2 separate regions of the Homo sapiens genome follow, and region 2 is linked to region 1. Evidence: read pairs that join two places in POLR2A ChIA-PET (ENCODE). Cell type or tissue: CD4-positive, alpha-beta T cell. All regions are shown on one strand. Links, peaks and the distances in the headings refer to the core of each region. The heading gives the core; the rest is flanking DNA.

Region 1 (8,335 bases), core at 73-8,072:
GTGAAACCCCATATCTAGTAAAAATACGAAAAAAAATTAGCCGAGCATGGTGGCGGGCATCTGTAGTCCCAGCTATTTGAGAGGCTGAGGCAGGAGAATGGTGTGGATCCAGGAGGCGGAGCTTGCAGTGAGTCGAGATCGCGCCACTGCACTCCAGCCTGGGTGACAGAGTGAGACTCCGTCTCAAAAAAAAAAAAAAAAAAAAGTAGTCAGAGGAAGGTGCTATGTTACAGTGAATACTCCCAAAACCTGTTTATCCTTTAATGTTAAATTTCCTATAAGCTTCTTAAATGATTGTAAAGAAGGGCAGAATGTATTATCCTAAAGTTGGGCAACTGAAATAACAAGATTTTATTATAGACTCTTGATGCTCTTAGAAATTACCTGTGCACTTTAGGAATGCTCTAGATTATTTGTGTGGATGAGGTGGTTCACGCCTGCTGTAATCCCAGCACTTTGGGAGGCCAAGGCAGGAGGTTCACTTGAGCCCAGGAGTTCATTACCAGCCTGGGCAACTTAGGGAGAACACAACTCTACAAAAAATGAAATAATTAGCTGGGCATAGTGTCACACACCTGTGGTCCCAGCTACTTGGGAGGCTGAGGTGGGAAAAAATAAAAATAAAAATAAAAATAAAATGCTGAGCATCTCTCAGGGTCATAACGAGCATAATCAGTCCTAACAATGAACTAGTAACTATGGTTCTGGTTACCATTTTCAGATTGCAGATGGCATCTCTTTCATGGATCTCAATAAATTTTTTTATTTTTTATTTTTATTTTTATTTTATTTTTTCAGACAGTGTCTGGCTCTGTCACCCAGGCTGGAGTTCAGTGGCGTAATTATAGCTCACTGCTGCCTCAGTCTCCTGGGCTCAAGCAGTCCCCTCACCTCAGCCTCCTGGGTACTTGGGACTACTGGCATGCATCACTAAACCTGGCTAATTTTTAAATTTTTTTCGAAGAGACAGGGAATCTCGTTCTGTTGCCCAGGCTGGAGTGCAGTGGCATAATCATAGCTTACTGCAGCCTCGAACTCCTGGGCTCAAGTGATCCCCCAACCTTGGCCTCCCAAAGTGATGGGATTACAAGTGTGAGCCACCACATCCAGCCACAATAAGTATTTTTTTTATGATACAAAATAGGAACTACCAAGATGCCCTGCACATAGTATGGTTAAGTATTGTGATTGTGTGCATACTGAATATAAAGTATACATGTGCATTGAAAAAATCAGAAAGAAATGGATCAGGGCTAAGGGCCAGGACTACACAGTTAGGAAAACTAGATAGAGGCCTCTAGGAATAAGGAGCAAAGAGTGAAGGAAAGACTATACGTGATTAATAAGAGAACAGTCTTTGAGTAGGAGATAAATGTGTACCAGGTACCTTATTAACATTTCAGTGATCTCATGATATAAAGTAGGTATTATTTTACAGATTAAGGAAATAGGGTATGGGGATTTAACTTGTTCACGATCACTTATATGTGGCAGAGCTAGAAATAAGCTTCCAAGAAGCTCCCTCTTTTGCTTCTAGAGGAAGGAAAGCTAAGTAGCAAAGCAGGTGTTAGCAATGGAAGAGAAAACACCTGGCAATCTTAGGGATCCCTGCAGGAAAAAAAAAAAAGGCTAATATTGGCAAGACATTACTTCCTAGTACCAAGCTAAAAATTAGATATCTTTATCTCCTATGGTCTGACCTATAAAAATTATTACTTATGAAAGAAATCAGCCTCAGTCATAGTAGATTCTTAGATTATGTCCAGTAGCAAAGGTATTTAACTGTGGTTTTATTTTTTCATTTTGTTGTAGGCATCTTGTACTGATGGGAGACTTTTCAATCATTTGGAGACTATTTGGCGTTTTAGCCCAGGTCTTCCTGGCTACCCAAGAACTTGTACCTTGGATTTTTCAGTAAGTCTCATAAAGCCCTTGATTTGTTCCACTTATGAGGTAAAATTGGTAAAAAGTAATCATTTTTTAGAACACAGAGGCCATAATTATATTGAATACCTTTTTCTGCATAAATGCTAATGAACATTTCTTTTTTATTCTATTTCTTGCAACCTTGAATATTCCTTCATTCTGTTTTTTACAAATCTGTAGATTGTAAGATACATGCCATGACTTTACAACCAGCTTAATAACAGTTTTAAACTTAATAATAGTTTTAAATTAACACCAAATGAAAGAACACATTGCATATAAGATGCAGAAACAGGCTAGGTGCAGTAGCCCATGCCTGGAATCCCAGCACTTTGGGAGGCTGAGTCAGGTGGATCACTTGAGGCCAGGAGTTTGAGACCAGCCTGGGGAACATAGCAAGACTTTGTCTCTAGTGAAAATAAAATTATCGGCTGGATGGGGTGGCTCACACCTATAACCCTAGCACTTTGGGAGGCTGAGGCGGGCAGATCACCTGAGGTCAGGAGTTCGAGACCAGCCTGACCAATATCATGAAACCCCGTCTCTAGTAAAAATACAAAAATTAGCCGGGCGTGGTGGCATGTGCCTGTAATCCCAGCTACTCAGGAGGCTGAGACAGGAGAATCACTTGAACCCGGGAGGCGGAGGTTGCAGTGAGCCGAGATCGTGCCATTGCACTCCAGCCTGGGCAACAAGAGCAAAACTGTCTCAAAACAAATAAAAATAAAAATAAAATTATCCTTGTGTAGTGGTGCCCACCAGTAGTCCTAGCTGCTGAGAAGGCTGACGAGCAGATCACTTGAGTCCAAGGGTTCGAGCTTGCAGTGAACTATGATCACATCACTGTACTCCATCCTGGGCAACAGAGTGAGACCCTGTCTCAAAAAATTTAAAAATAAAACATGCAGAAATAAGGTAATATATTTTTTTCATTTTTTTGCATCTAGAGTCTGGTAACTTTCTTTTTTTATTTTTTTGAGATGGGGCGCTACTTTGTCACCCAGATTGGAGTGCAGTGCTGTGATATTGACTCAGTGTAACCTCTGCTTCCCTGGCTCAAGTGATCCTCACACCTCAGCCTCCCGAGTAGCTGGGACTACAGGAATGCACCACCACACAGGCTTATTTTTGTATTCTATGTAGGGATGGGGTTTTGCCATGTTTCCCAGGCTGGTCTCGAACTTCTGGGCTCAGGAGATCTGCCTACCTTGGCCTCCCAAAGTGCTGGGATTACAGGCGTGAGCCACCGCACCCAGCCTAGTAACTTTCTTTTTCATATAATCGTAGTTATAGAAAACTTAAAGCAATTTGTGGCTTTTTCTTTGCCAACAGGTAATATGGGAGTTGTTCTCTGTACAGGCAACTTGGGCATTGAATTTTAAGAAATGGTGGCAATTTTGACTAAATTATCGTGTGCTGTTCTCAGCTCTTGAGTAATTTTCATTAAAGCATTATAGACATTAATAGGACAATTGGGGCCAAGCACAGTGGCTCACGCCTGTAATCCCAGCAATTTGGGAGGCCGAGGCGGGCAGATCACTTGAGGTCAGGAGTTTGAGACCAGCCTGGCCAACATGGCGAAACCCCATCTCTACTAAAAATACAAAAATTAGCCGGGTGTGGTGGTGCATGCCTGTAGTCCTAGCTACTTGAAAGGCTGAACCAGGAGAATCACTTGAACCCAGGAAGTGGACGTTGCAGTGATCTGAGATCGTACCACTGCACTCCAACCTGGGTGACAGAGTGAGACACTGTCTCAAAAAAAAAAAAAAAGGACAATTGGGAAAATTTGAATAAGGTCTATATAAATTAGATAATAGCATTATTATCTAGTAGTAGTAACTCCCTCTGTTAATTTCCTGATTTTGATAATTGCAGTATGGTTATTGAAGACATTAAAATAGGGAAATATGGGTAATGGGTACATGGGAATTCTTTGTATTATTTTGTAGTTTTTTTTTTTTACAAAAATGAAATTATTTCGTAATGAAAGATAAACATTTTAATATTTAGAGGATATTTGGTCCTTAAAACACAGTTCTCAAACCAGTTGTCTTGAATTCTATATGGAACAATGAGAGGGTATAAATAAAGTTCTGAAAGGGTATCCAAGGGAGAGAATACAGTCATGGGTTCTTAGTTTCTGTTTCTGGTTGGGCCAGTAAAGCCTCTTCCTCATCCCTCTTTTCCACTTAACCACTAGAGACAGAAACTAAAACCCATGGCTTCAGGCTGTTAAAAGCCTAAAACAAAACAAAACAAAACAACAACAACTACAAAATAAGGTGGATTGGACAAGCTTGTCCACATCATTGGCTACTTTAAGATTGAACCACGTGGCCGGGCGCAGTGGCTCATGCCTGTAATCCCAACACTTCGCAAGGCCTAGGTGGGTGGATTACCTGAGGTCAGGAGTTTGAGACCAGCCTGGCCAACATGGTGAAACCCCGTCTCTACTGAAAATACAAAAATTAACTGGACGTGGTGGCAGGTGCCTGTGGTCCCAGCTACTCTGGAGGCTGAGGCAGGAGAATCGCTTGAACCTAGAAGTCAGAGGTTGCATTTGAGCCGAGGTTGGGCCATTTCCAGCCTGGGCGACAGAGCAAGGCTCCATCTCAAAAAAAAAAAAAAAAAAAAAGAAAGATTAAACCACTTACACCATCTGCCCTGTGGGTTAGGCACACATGTGCATGCACACTTCCAGCCTCCTCTTCCTGCTGGTGCTTCTCAGTGATACCTATGAGAAGGATCACTTTCCTTCCTTATTTCCTTTTGTGGGATAGGATGGATCTAAAAGGGACACATTAATAAGAAGGCATAGTGATTAATGTATTCAGCAAAGGTTTTTTCCAGTCTTCTCTTATTAAGAAACAGACTTTTTCCCTTGAAATGAGATTTCATTGGCCTTCTTTATGTAAGCTTATTGTGCCAGCAATTGTGCTTGTTGCAGTAAAAGAAGATTCCCTCTTTTGTGGGGGTGCTAAAAATCCCACCTACATACATCCACACAATTCTACCTTAGATACCCAGTTCATAGTGTGAACACCACTGTCCTAAGTGGAGATTTAGTTTAAAAAAAATCTTTCTGGCTGGGCACAGTGGCTCATGCCCATAATCCCAACACTTTGGGAGGCTGAAGTGGGCAGAATTGCATTAGCCCAGGAGTTTGAGATCAGCCTGGGCAACATGGCAAAACCCCTTCTCTACGCCCCCCCCCACAAAAAAAAAAAAAATATATATATATATATATATATATATACACATATATACATATATATATATGTATATATACACGTATATATATGTATATACGTATATATATACGTATATATATACACACACACACACACAAATTAGCCACATGTGGTGGCATATGCCTGTAGTACCAGCTACTTGGGAGACAGAGGTGGGAGGATTGCTTGAGTCCAGGAGGTTGAGGCTGCAGTGAGCCGCAATTGTGCCACTGCACTCCAACCTGGGCAACAAAGCGAGAGTCCCTCTCCAGGAAAACCAAAAAAAAAAAAAAAGCAAAAAATAATTTTTTCTAAAATAATTTTCAATATTTTCCTACAGATTTCTTTTGAATTTCGATCACTTCTACATTCCCAGCTTGCCACACTCTTTTTTGATGAAGTTGTGAAGCAGATGGTAGCTGCCTTTGAAAGAAGAGCATGTAAGCTGTATGGTCCAGAAACAAATATACCTCGGGAGTTAATGCTTCATGAAGTCCATCACACATAAAGGCAAAAAAGAACTGGTGCCACCTGCTTCTGACTTTAGTTTGTTCACTTTTAGGAAGTATTTTCATGACATGTTTTCAGAAGCCAGAAAGCATTTGTTAAACGCAGCTTTGGTTATAAACCTGCACCATTGAAAATTTGCACATAGAATATAGACTCACTTGTACATAGAATTATTTCTTCAAGTATAATTCAAAATAATATGGACATTATCATGTTCTGCATTACAATAATGGGATGTCATCACCATTGCTAGAATACTGGCATGATTCTTCTGAGCAGAAGTTGAAACTGTAAATTTAAACCTTTTAATTATCACCTTACCTGAAAGAGGTTAGTTAAGATATTCACACAGTATGTATTATATTAACCATATCACACTTAAGTTATTAAATTCAGACTATTTGTAACTTATTGTTATAGGGCCTGCCGTATGGCTTAGGATATTTGAGTAATCATATATTTAAAGTAAAAACTTTGGGCTGGGCACAGTGGCTCACACCTGTAATCCCAGCACTTGGGGAAGCTGAGGTGGGCAGATCAGTTGAGGTCAGGAGTTCTAGACCAGCCTGGTCAACATGGCGAAACCCCATCTCTACTAAAAATACAAAAATTAGCTGGGCGTGGTGGCACACACCTGTAATCCCAGTTACTTGGGAGGCTGAGGCACAAGAATCGCTTGAACCCGGGAGGCGGAGGTTGCAGTTAGCCAAGATCGCCCTGCTGCACTCCAGCCTGGGCAACAGAGGGAGACTCTGTCTCCAAAAACAAAAACAAAAACTGTTAGTGAAGGTTCCCTGGGACTTTTGATATTTTAAAAATTGTTCTTATGACTAGTAGATAAATTCATTGCCATAATGAGGCTAGCTCCCAGATAAACAGTGTATTTTCTTCTTTTTTTTTTTTTTTTTGGTGAGTGGTCCAGAGCTTTAAGCTACTTTTCCAGTAGTTTGCCACTTTCTCCGAGGTAGTTTGGCTGCTCTTTCAGTAATGCTAATTGTGTGTCAAATTTTGTCTACAACAGTAGGCAACAGATGAAGATAAGTTGGTTGAATGTCTCCAGCACTATGCATCCCTATTTTCTATTTATTGTGTACACTCACTTTCAGTAATGTGTTTCAAACTGGTATTTTTTAAAAAACAAATCAATGTAAGGACTGAAGTTGAAGTAGCAATGTAATAAAGTTAATTTGTTTATTTTTTGTACAGTTAGTTTGGTTATTGAAATCTTCCTATATTGTTTAAATGTGTATTTGCATAGACATAGTAAAGTGTTACAGCATTTCATGTCTTAAAAATATCTATGAAGATATCTAAAATATCTATTTCTATGAAGAAACAGACTTTAACAAATATAAGCAAAATTCAGTTTTCTTTTAACCAGTCATTGATCTCCTGTCCTCCTTTCACTACATACCAACAACCCTCTGGCATTAAACTTCCAGTGATAGTGCTATTAACTTTGTTTCCTCAGGTCAACAAGGGACCTCAGTAATTAGTTCTCTACATAAGTATATATATGGGTATTAATTTGTTTAATAAATCTGTTTTGAGCACCTGCTTTCAATCAGACACTGGGTATAGAGTGATGAAGGATTCATATCAGCCTCTACTCATGAGGAGCCAGGTTGTGCTCTCACACAAGGTAAGCAGTATCTTTCCACTTACAGATGAGGTATTTGCCAAGAGCATAAGTAGTTTGTATATAGTTATATACCTTTTTTTTTTTTCTTTTCTTGAGACGGAGTTTCGCTTTTGTTGCCCAGGCTGGAGTGCAATGACGCGATCTCAGCTCACCGCATCCTCTGCCTCCCACGTTCAAGCAATTCTCCTGCCTCAGCCTCCTGAGTAGCTGGGATTACAGGCATGCACCACCACACCTGGCTAATTTTGTATTTTTAGTAGAAACGGGGTTTCTCCGTGTTGATGAGGCTGGCCTCAAACTCCCAACCTCAGGTGATCTGCCTGCCTCAGCCTTCCTAAGTGCTGGCATTACAGGCGTGAGCCACTGTCCCTGGCCAGTGTACCAATGTAGCTTTTTAAATAACAAAGTTTTTTTTTTTTTTTTGGCTGGGCACGCTGGCTCATGCCTGCAATCCCAGCACTTTGGGAGGCTGAGGCAGGCAGATCACGGGGTCAAGAGATTGAGACCATCCTGGCCAACATGGTGAAACCCTGTCTCTACTAAAAATACAAAAATTAGCTGGGTGTGGTGGCGTGCGCCTGTAGTCCCAGCTACTCGGGAGGCTGAGGCAGGAGAATCACTTGAACCCAGGAGGCGGAGGTTGCAGTGAGCAGACATCACATCACTGTATTCCAGCCTGGCGACAGAGGAAGATTCCACCTCAAAAAAAAAACAAAAAACAAAAAACTTTTTTTTGTTGTTTCGTTTTGTTTTTTGTTTTTTTGAGACAGAGTCTCAACTCTGTTGTCCAGGCTGGAGTGCAGTGGCACAATCTCGGCTCACTGCAACCTCCGCCTCCCAGGTTCAAGTGATTCTCCTGCTTCAGCCTCTCAAGTAGCTGGAGAGTATCAGCGCGCACCACCACATCGGCTAATTTTTGTATTTTTTAGTGGAGACGGTTTCACCATGTTTCCCAGGCTGGTCTTGAACTCCTGACCTTAAATGATCTGCCGGCCTTGGCCTCCCAGGGTGTTGGGATTATAGG
Region 2 (8,335 bases), core at 141-8,140, 58 kb after region 1:
TTGGTTGCTCAACATTGGGAATATAATTAATGCCACTGAATTGTACACTTAAAAATGGTTTAAATGCCTTTCCTTTCTTTATTGAATGGTCTCAGCAGCCTTGTCGAAATCTTTTGGCCATGTATGTGACACGTTATTTCTGGGTTCTTTCTTTATTTCTGTTTGTCTGTATGTCTATCCTTATGCCAGTATCACACAGTGTTTGATGACTGTAGCTTTGTAGTAAGTTTTGAACTCAAGAAGTGTGAATCCTCCAACTTTGTTCCTTATTTTATTTTTCTTAATAGAGACAGAATTTTGCAATGTTGCCCAGGTTGGTTTTGAACTCTTGGCTCAGGTGATCCTCTTGCCTCGGCTGGGATTACAGGCATGAGCCACCATGCTCTGACCAAATTTGTTCTTTATTTTCAAGATTTTTTTTGTTTATTCAGAAACCCTTGCAATTCCATATAAATTTGAGGATCACCTTTTCCGTATCTGCAAAAAAAAGGGGGGCGTCGATTGGAATTTAGATAGAGATTGCCTCGTATCTCTAGATTGCTTTAGGTAGCATTGACATCTTAACGATATTAAGCCTTCTTACTCATGCACACGAGATGTCTTTCCATTTATTTAGGTCTTCTTTAATTACTTGCAGCAATGTTTTGTAGTTTTCCGTCTGCAAAAAATTTTATCTCCTTATTTAAATCTATTTCTAGGTATTTAAAAGTTTCTAGGTGCTATTGTAAGTGGAATTGCTTTCTTCCTTTTTAGATTCTTACAGGTATATAGAAACAAAACTGATTTTTATGTGTTCATCTTGTATTCTACAACTTTGCTGAATCATTTTTCACTTAGAGTAACGTTCTTGTGGATTCTTTGGGATTTCCTATATATAGGATCATGTCATTTGTGGATAGAGATAGTTTTACCACTTCCTTTCCAAATGAGATGCGTTTTATTTCTTTATCTTGTCTAGTTGCTCTGGCTAGAACTTTTAGTACAGTGTTGAATAGCGGTGGTGAAAGTGAGCATCCTTGTCTCATTTGGGTTGGAAAGGCTTTTAGTTTTTCACCCTTGAGTCTGAGGTTAGCTGTGAGCTTTTCATGAATGCCCTTAATCATGTTGGGGAAATTTCCTTTTAAACCTAGTTTTCTGAGTGGTTTTATCACGAAAATATGTTGGATTTTGTCAGATATCTTTTCTGCATTGGTATGATTGTGTGCTTTTTTCCGTTTGTATATTAATGTAGTATATTGCATTGTTGTTGTTTTTTTAAAAATGTTGAACCATCTTTGCATTCCTGATAACTTTCTTTTGATTTATATTTGTATGGTATTTCTTTTTTCATGATTTGACATACCTATATAATTACGTTTGAAATAAGTTTCTTGTAGACAGCATATGGTTGAGTCATATTTCTTAGTTCATTTTGACAGACTTTCTCTTTTAATTGGTATGTTCAGACCATTTAACATTGATGTGCTGAATGTTTACTATTATTTAGATTTAGACCTACCGTTTTATTACTTTTTAATTTGTTCCTTCTGGGCTTTTCATTTGTTCCTGTTTCCCCTTTTCTGTCTTTTTAAGGGTGAGTTGAACATTTTTAGTATTCTGTTTTAATTCTAATTTTGACATATTTATATACTTGATTACTAAATGGGTACCTGCGCAGTTTACTGAAAATCAGTATTCTACCACTTTACTTGAAATGTAGAAACTTTACTATCATATGCACCCCTTTTGCTCCCCCTTTATACTATAGTTGCTGTATATTACATCAATATACATTGAAAACCCCATCGTTAATCATTTTACTTTCACTTGTCAAACATATTTTAAAGAAGTCATGAGAAGAATGGTCTATTATATTTATACCCAGATATTTACAATGTCTCCTGCTCCCTGCTCCTGATGTTCCCAATTTTCTTTTTCTTTTTCTTTTTCTTTTTTTTTTTTTTTTTGAGACGGAGTCTCACACTGTCTCCCAGGCTGGAGTGCAGTGGCACAATCTCTGCTCACTGCAAGCTCCACCTCCTGGGTTCAGGCCATTCTCCTGCCTCAGCCTCCCGAGTAGCTGGGACTACAGGCGCCCGCCATCACCCCCGGCTAATTTTTTTGTATTTTTAGTAGAGAACGGGGTTTCACTGTGTTAGCCAGGATGGTCTCAATCTCCTGACCTCGTGATCTGCCCGCCTCGGCTTCCCAAAGTGCTGGGATTACAGGCGTGAGCCACCGCGCCTGGCCTCCCAATTTTCTTTGTATTATTTTCTGTCTGAAGAACTTCCTTTAGTAATTTTTTTTTTTTTTTAGACAGAGTCTCGCTCTGTCACTCAGACTGGAGTGCAGTGGCGCGATCTCGGCTCACTGAGTTTAAGCAATTCTCCTGCCTCAGCCTCATGAGTTCAAGCAGTTCTCCTGCCTCAGCCTCTCGAGTAGCTGGGATTACAGGCATGCGCCACCACCCCCAGCTAATTTTTGTGTTTTTAGTACAGACAGGGTTTCACCATGTTGGTCAAGCTGGTCTTGAACTCTTGACTTGCCTGCCTCAGCCTCACAGAGTACTGGGATTACAGACATGAGCCACCGCGGCCAGCTGATCTTCATTTCTAAATAATATTTTTGTTAGATATAGAATTCTGGCTTGACAACTCTTTCAGCACATTTTTATTTTTATTTTATTTATTTATTTATTTTTTTGAGATAGAGTCTCGCTCTGTCACCCAGACTGGAGTACGGTGGCGTGATCTTGGCTCACTGCAACCTCCACCTCCTGGGTTCAATCGATTCTCCTGCCTCAGCCTCCCCAGTAGCTGGGACTACAGGTGCATGCCGCCACAGCCGCCTCATTTTTCTATTTTTAGTAGAGACTGGGTTTTGCCATATTGACCAGGCTGGTCTTGAACTCCTGACCTCAAGTGATCCATCCACCTCAGCCTCCCAAAGTTCTGGGATTATAGGTGTGAGCCACTGTGCCCGGCCTTATTTTTATTTATTTATTTTGAGATGGAGTTTTGCTCTGTCGCCCAGGCTGGAGTGCAGTGGTGCAATCTCGTCTCACTCCAACCTCTGCCTCCAGATTCAAGCCATTCTCCTGCCTCAGCCTCCCGAGTAGCTGGGACTACAGGCGCACACCACCGTGCCCAGCTAATTTCTGTATATTTAGTACAGACGGGGTTTCACCATGTTGGCCGGAATGGTCTCGATCTCTTGACCTTGTGATCTGCCCGCCTCAGCCTCCCAAATTGCTGGGATTACAGGCGTGAGCCACCCCACCTGGCCTCCTGGCCTTATTTTCATTTTTATTCATTTATTTTTGAAATGGAGTCTCACTCTGTCTCCCAGGCTGGAGTGCAGTGGCGCGATCTCGCCTCACTGCAATCCCCACCCCCTGGGTTCAAGCGATTCTCCTCCGTCAGCCTCCCTAGTAGCTGGGATAACAGGCGCCTGCCACCGTGTCTGGCTAATTTTTGTATTTTTAGTAGAGACGGGGTTTCACCTTCTTGGCCAGGCTGGTCTTGAACTCCTGACCTTGTGATCCACCCTCCTCGGCCTCCCAAAGTGCTAGGATTACAGGTGTGAGCCACCATGCCTGGACTCTATTTTTATTTTTTTTTGAGACAGGGTCTCACTCTGTTGCCAGGCTGGAGTGCAGTGGTACAATCATAGCTTACTGCAGCCTTAAACTCCTGGACTTAAGAGATTTTCTCACCTCACCTTTCTGAGTAGCTATGACTACAGGAGCACACCACCCCTGGCTGACTTTTTTTTTTTTTGTAGAAATGTGGTCTCGCTATGTTGCCTAGGCTGGTCTTGAACTCTTGGCCTCAAGCAGTCCTCCTGCCTCAGCCTGCTAAGTTTTTCAGCACTTTAAAAATGTTTTGCCATTTTGCTTCCATGGTTTCTGATGAGAAAGAATCTGTCATTCAAATTCTCCTGGCTTCTTTAGTGGTGTTTTTTTCTTTGTTTTTTTTGAGACAGGGTCTCACTCTGTCATTCCAGGCTGGTGTACAGTGGACTTCTTAGGCTCAAGCAATCCTTCCAACTCAGCCTCTCAAGTAGCTGGGACTACAGGCATGCACCACCATGCCTGACTAATTTTTATGTTTTGTAGAGATGGGCTCTTATTGTGTTGCCCAAGGTCTCTAACTCCTGAGCTTGAGTGATCCTCCTGCCTTGGTCTTCCAAAGTGCTGGGATACAGACCTGAGCTACCACACCTGGACTTATCTTTGGGTTTTAGCCATTTGATTATGATGTATCTGGATGTAGATTTCTTTGGGTTTATCTTGTTTGATGTTCACTCAGCTTTTTTTAAATTGTGGCAATATATATGAGACATAAAATTTATCATTTTTGCTATTTTATTTTTATTTTTATTTTTATTTTTTTTTTTTGAGGCAGAGTCTCGCTCTTTCTCCCAGGCTGGAGTGCAGTGGCGCGATCTCGGCTCACTGCAAGCTCCGCCTCCCAGGTTCACGCTACTCTCCTGCCTCAGCCTGCCGAGTAGCTGGGACTACAAGCGCCCGCCACTATGCCCGGCTATTTTGTATTTTTAGTAGAGACGGGGTTTCACCGTGTTAGCCAGGATGGTTTCGATCTCCTGACCTCGTGATCCACCCACCTCGGCCTCCCAAAGTGCTGGGATTACAGGCGTGAGCCACTGCGCCCGGCCTCATTTTTGCTATTTTAAAGTGTACAGTTCTGTGGCATGAAGTACATTCCCATTGTGCAACCATCACCACCGTGTCCAGAACTTTTTCATCTTCCCCAACTGAAATTCTATACATATTAAATAATAACTCCCTATTCCTCTTTTTTTTCTCAGCCTACTCAGCTTCTTGAATTTGCAAGCTTATATCTTTTTACAAACTTGGAAACTTTTCAGCATTATTTCTTCAAGTACCTTTTTTTTGAGACGGAGTCTTGCTCTGTCGCCCAGGCTGGAGTGCAGTGGCATGATCTTGGCTCACTGCAACCTCTGCTTCCCGGGTTCAAGTGATTCTACTGCCTCAGCCTCCATGTGCCACCATGCCCGGCTAATTTTTGTGTTTTTATTAGAGATGGGGTTTTACCCTATTGGCCAGGCTGGTCTCGAACTCCTGACCTCGTGATCCACCTGCCTCGGCCTCCCAAAGTGCTAGGATTATAGGCAGGAGCCACCTCGTCCAGCCTTCTTAGCTGATTTTTTAAAAATGATAGTTGCTTTTATTGCATAAAAGTGTGGAGGACTCATTATAGAAAACAAAATGACTTTTTTTTTGAGATAGAGTCTCACTCCCAGGTTGGAGTGCAGTAGCGTGTGATTGCTGCTCAGAGCAACCTCCACCTCCCAGGTTCAAGTGATTCTCCCGCCTCAGTCTCCCAGTAGCTGAGATTACAGGCGTGTGCTACCATGCCTGGCCAGTTTTTGTATTTTTAGTAGAGATGGTGTGTCACCATGTTGGCCAGGCTGGTCTTGAACTCTTGACCTCAGGTGATCTGCCCGCCTCTGCCTCCCAAAGTGCTGGGATTACAGGAGTGAGCCATTGTGACTGGCCAAAATGGCATTTTTGTTTTATTTCTAAGTTAAGGATTTCTTTTTTGCTTTATATAAATTGGTATCAATAAAAGGATTCTAGATTTCTTCAAGATTGACAGCTTGTAACTCCACTTAATAACAAAATTTAGTAATTATATAAGTAAAGTCAGTTTCTAAATATATGGTTAAATAATTAAAATTGGGGTGGGCCCAGTGGTTCATGCCTGTAATTCCAGTACTTTGGGAGGCTGAGGTGGGAGAATTGCTTGAGCCCAGGAGTTCAAAACTAGCTTAAGGGGTCTTGAATTAGCCTAGGCGGTCTTGAATTAGCCTAGGCAGTCTTGAATTAGCCAGGTGTTGTGGGCGCACGCCTGTAATCCCAGCTACTTGGGAGGCTGAAGCAGGAGAATTGCTTGAACCCAGGAAGCAGAGGTTGCAGTGAGCCGAGATAGCGCCACTGCACTCTAGCCTGGGCGACAGAACGAAACTCTATCTCAAAAAAAAAATAAGTAAATAAAAGTCTCTGTGTTCAGGGACTCACTATATGAAGGAGACACATGAAAGTAAGTGTTAGTAAGTTGTGCTATTAAGTGTGAAATAAATGCTACTAAGAGTTCTAGCCATAGAAGACTGGGTGCGGTGGCTCACGCTGTAATCCCAGCACTTTGGGAAGCTGAGGCAGGTGGATCACTTGAGGTCAGGACTTCAAGACCAGCCTGACCAACATGGTGAAACACCATCTCTACTAAAAATACAGAAATTAGCTGGGCATGGTGGCGCATGTCTATAATCCCGGCTACTTGGAAGGCTGAGACAACAGGATCACTTGAACCCGGAAGGCAGAGGTTGTAGTGAGCTGAGATTGCGCCACTACACTCCAGCCTGGGCGACAGAGTGAGACTCTATCTCAAAAACAAAAAAAAATTTCTATCCATAGAAGGTGTAGTGGGAACAGGAAAGACAAAAATGAATAGACAGATTGCTAATATATACAAATTACAAATGTGGCAGGAAATTGGATGGAGTTCTGTGAGGATTCGAATAATCAGGGAGTGCTTGAGTGTGTTGGGGGAACGAGAGATTTGGACAGAATTGTGATGTGGAATTTGAGGTGGCCTTTGGAGAAGGTATACAATTTAGCTGTATCTCCTCAAGGAGAGAGAGAATCAAAACTTTGAAACATTAGGATGAGATAAAAAAAATCAGGGAGAGTGGTTTCAATAGTAATTAAAGAGTCATTAAAAAGTGTTTGAGGCTGGGTACGGTGGCTCATGCCTGTAATCCCAGCACTTCGGGAGGCCGAGGCGGGTGGATCAGCTGAGGTCAGGAGTTTGAGACCAGCCTTACTAACATGGCGAAACCCTGTCTCTACAAAAAATACAAAAATTAGCCGGGCGTGATGGCAGGTGCTTGTATTCCCAGCTACTCGGGAGGCTGAGGCAGGAGAATCGCTTGAACCCGGCAGGCGGAGGTTGCAGTGAGCCAAGACTGAGCCATTGCACTCCAGCCTGGGCGACAGGAGCAAAACTCCTCAAAAAAAAAAAAAAAAAAAAAAAAGTATTTGATCCCTTTCCCTGTCATCATGGTGTGTGCGTGTGACTCAGTTCTTTGCCATGCCTTCCCACAAGACTTTAAGACTTTTAGAATCAAGTGATTCCTGGCCAAGAAACAAAAGCAAAATCGTCCCATTCCCCAGTGGATTCAGATGAAAACTGAGTAATAAAATCAGGTACAACTCTAAGAGGAGACATTGGAAAAGAACCAAGCTGGGTCTAGAAGGAATTTTACATGAGATGGCACACATACTTAATATTGCATCAAGGTCACTATCATGTCACCATATCAAGCTGAAAATGTCACCATCATCTGGACAGTTGTACATGCTGTATTGGAACAATGGTTTTTCTTTTGGTTTCTATGCTCTGCAGTAGGCTGGTTCAGTACTAAATATGTGAGACCTTTTGTTTGGAAAAAAAAGTTTTTGAGTAAGCAAGTGATATTCAAGAAAGATTGTCTGAAGTAGGCAAAATTGATTGGCTCAAGAAGGCCTTATAGTTAGTAAGTTTTTGTAACCACCCTTTTAATCTGTTCTAACGTATTTAGACTTCAGAATATCAAAAAGATTGCATAAAGCATTACAGAGATCTGAAATTTAAATTTTTATGTTATTACATTTTAAAAATTGAAAGTGACCCTCCCTTGCCTTTTTTTTTAAACTTAGTTTTTTCTGTTAGTCATTTAAAACAACTTTTATTGGATCTAATGAACATACCATACAAATCCCTATACAGTTAGAGTGATTATATTCACAGGGTTGCACAGCCATCACTACAGTCTAATTTTAAAGCTTTTTTGTTGTTGTTTTGTTTTTGAGATGGAGTCTCACTGTGTTGCCCAGGCTGGAGTGCAGTGGCACGATCTTGGTTCACTGCAACCTCCGCCTCCCGGGTCCAAGCGATTCTCTTGCCTCAGCCTCCAGAGTAGCTGGGACTACAGGTGTGTGCCACCACGCCTGGCTAATTTTTTTGTATTTTTAGTAGAGATTGGGTTTCACTATATTAGCCAGGATGGTCTCGATTTTCTGACCTTGTGATCTGCCCACCTCGGCCTCCCAAAGTGCTGGGATTACAGGCATGAGCCCCGACGCCCGGCCTTTTAGAACATATTTATCCTTCCTGAAAGGAAACCTCACCCTCATTAGCAGCCATCTTCAGTCTCTTCTGCCTTCCTCTCTGCCCTCAAGCCCTACACCAGTACAAATCTATTTCCTGTCTCAATAGATTTTCTTACTCTAGACACTTCATATAAACCAAATCACAATATGTACCATAGT

Evidence for each region. Peaks named below come from ENCODE experiments on the same cell type or tissue, not always from the same donor. Only the 100,000 strongest peaks of a DNase experiment are listed, where the experiment ranks them.
Region 2: POLR2A ChIA-PET joins it to region 1 with 12 read pairs; 7 of 35 experiments call an interaction of 5 or more read pairs at or near these places.

The regions. Positions count from the first base shown.
Region 1 is chr2:197,468,258-197,476,592 of GRCh38, forward strand. It overlaps COQ10B (coenzyme Q10B), which reads left to right. Exons shown (of 5, transcript NM_025147.5): 4 at 1,813-1,914; 5 at 5,500-7,053. The coding sequence ends at 5,667. It overlaps LOC124907951 (a long non-coding RNA gene), which reads right to left and starts at 4,784. Exons shown (of 2, transcript XR_007087903.1): 1 at 4,584-4,784. In CD4-positive, alpha-beta T cell, for the core only: no CTCF peak of the experiment used is centred there; no DNase peak of the experiment used is centred there.
Region 2 is chr2:197,526,688-197,535,022 of GRCh38, forward strand. The region is part of intron 3 of HSPE1-MOB4 (HSPE1-MOB4 readthrough); the gene reads left to right. All of the region lies in intron 2 of MOB4 (MOB family member 4, phocein), which reads left to right. Among named protein-coding and RNA genes, the nearest start is that of MOB4, 15 kb to the left of the region's middle. In CD4-positive, alpha-beta T cell, for the core only: no CTCF peak of the experiment used is centred there; no DNase peak of the experiment used is centred there.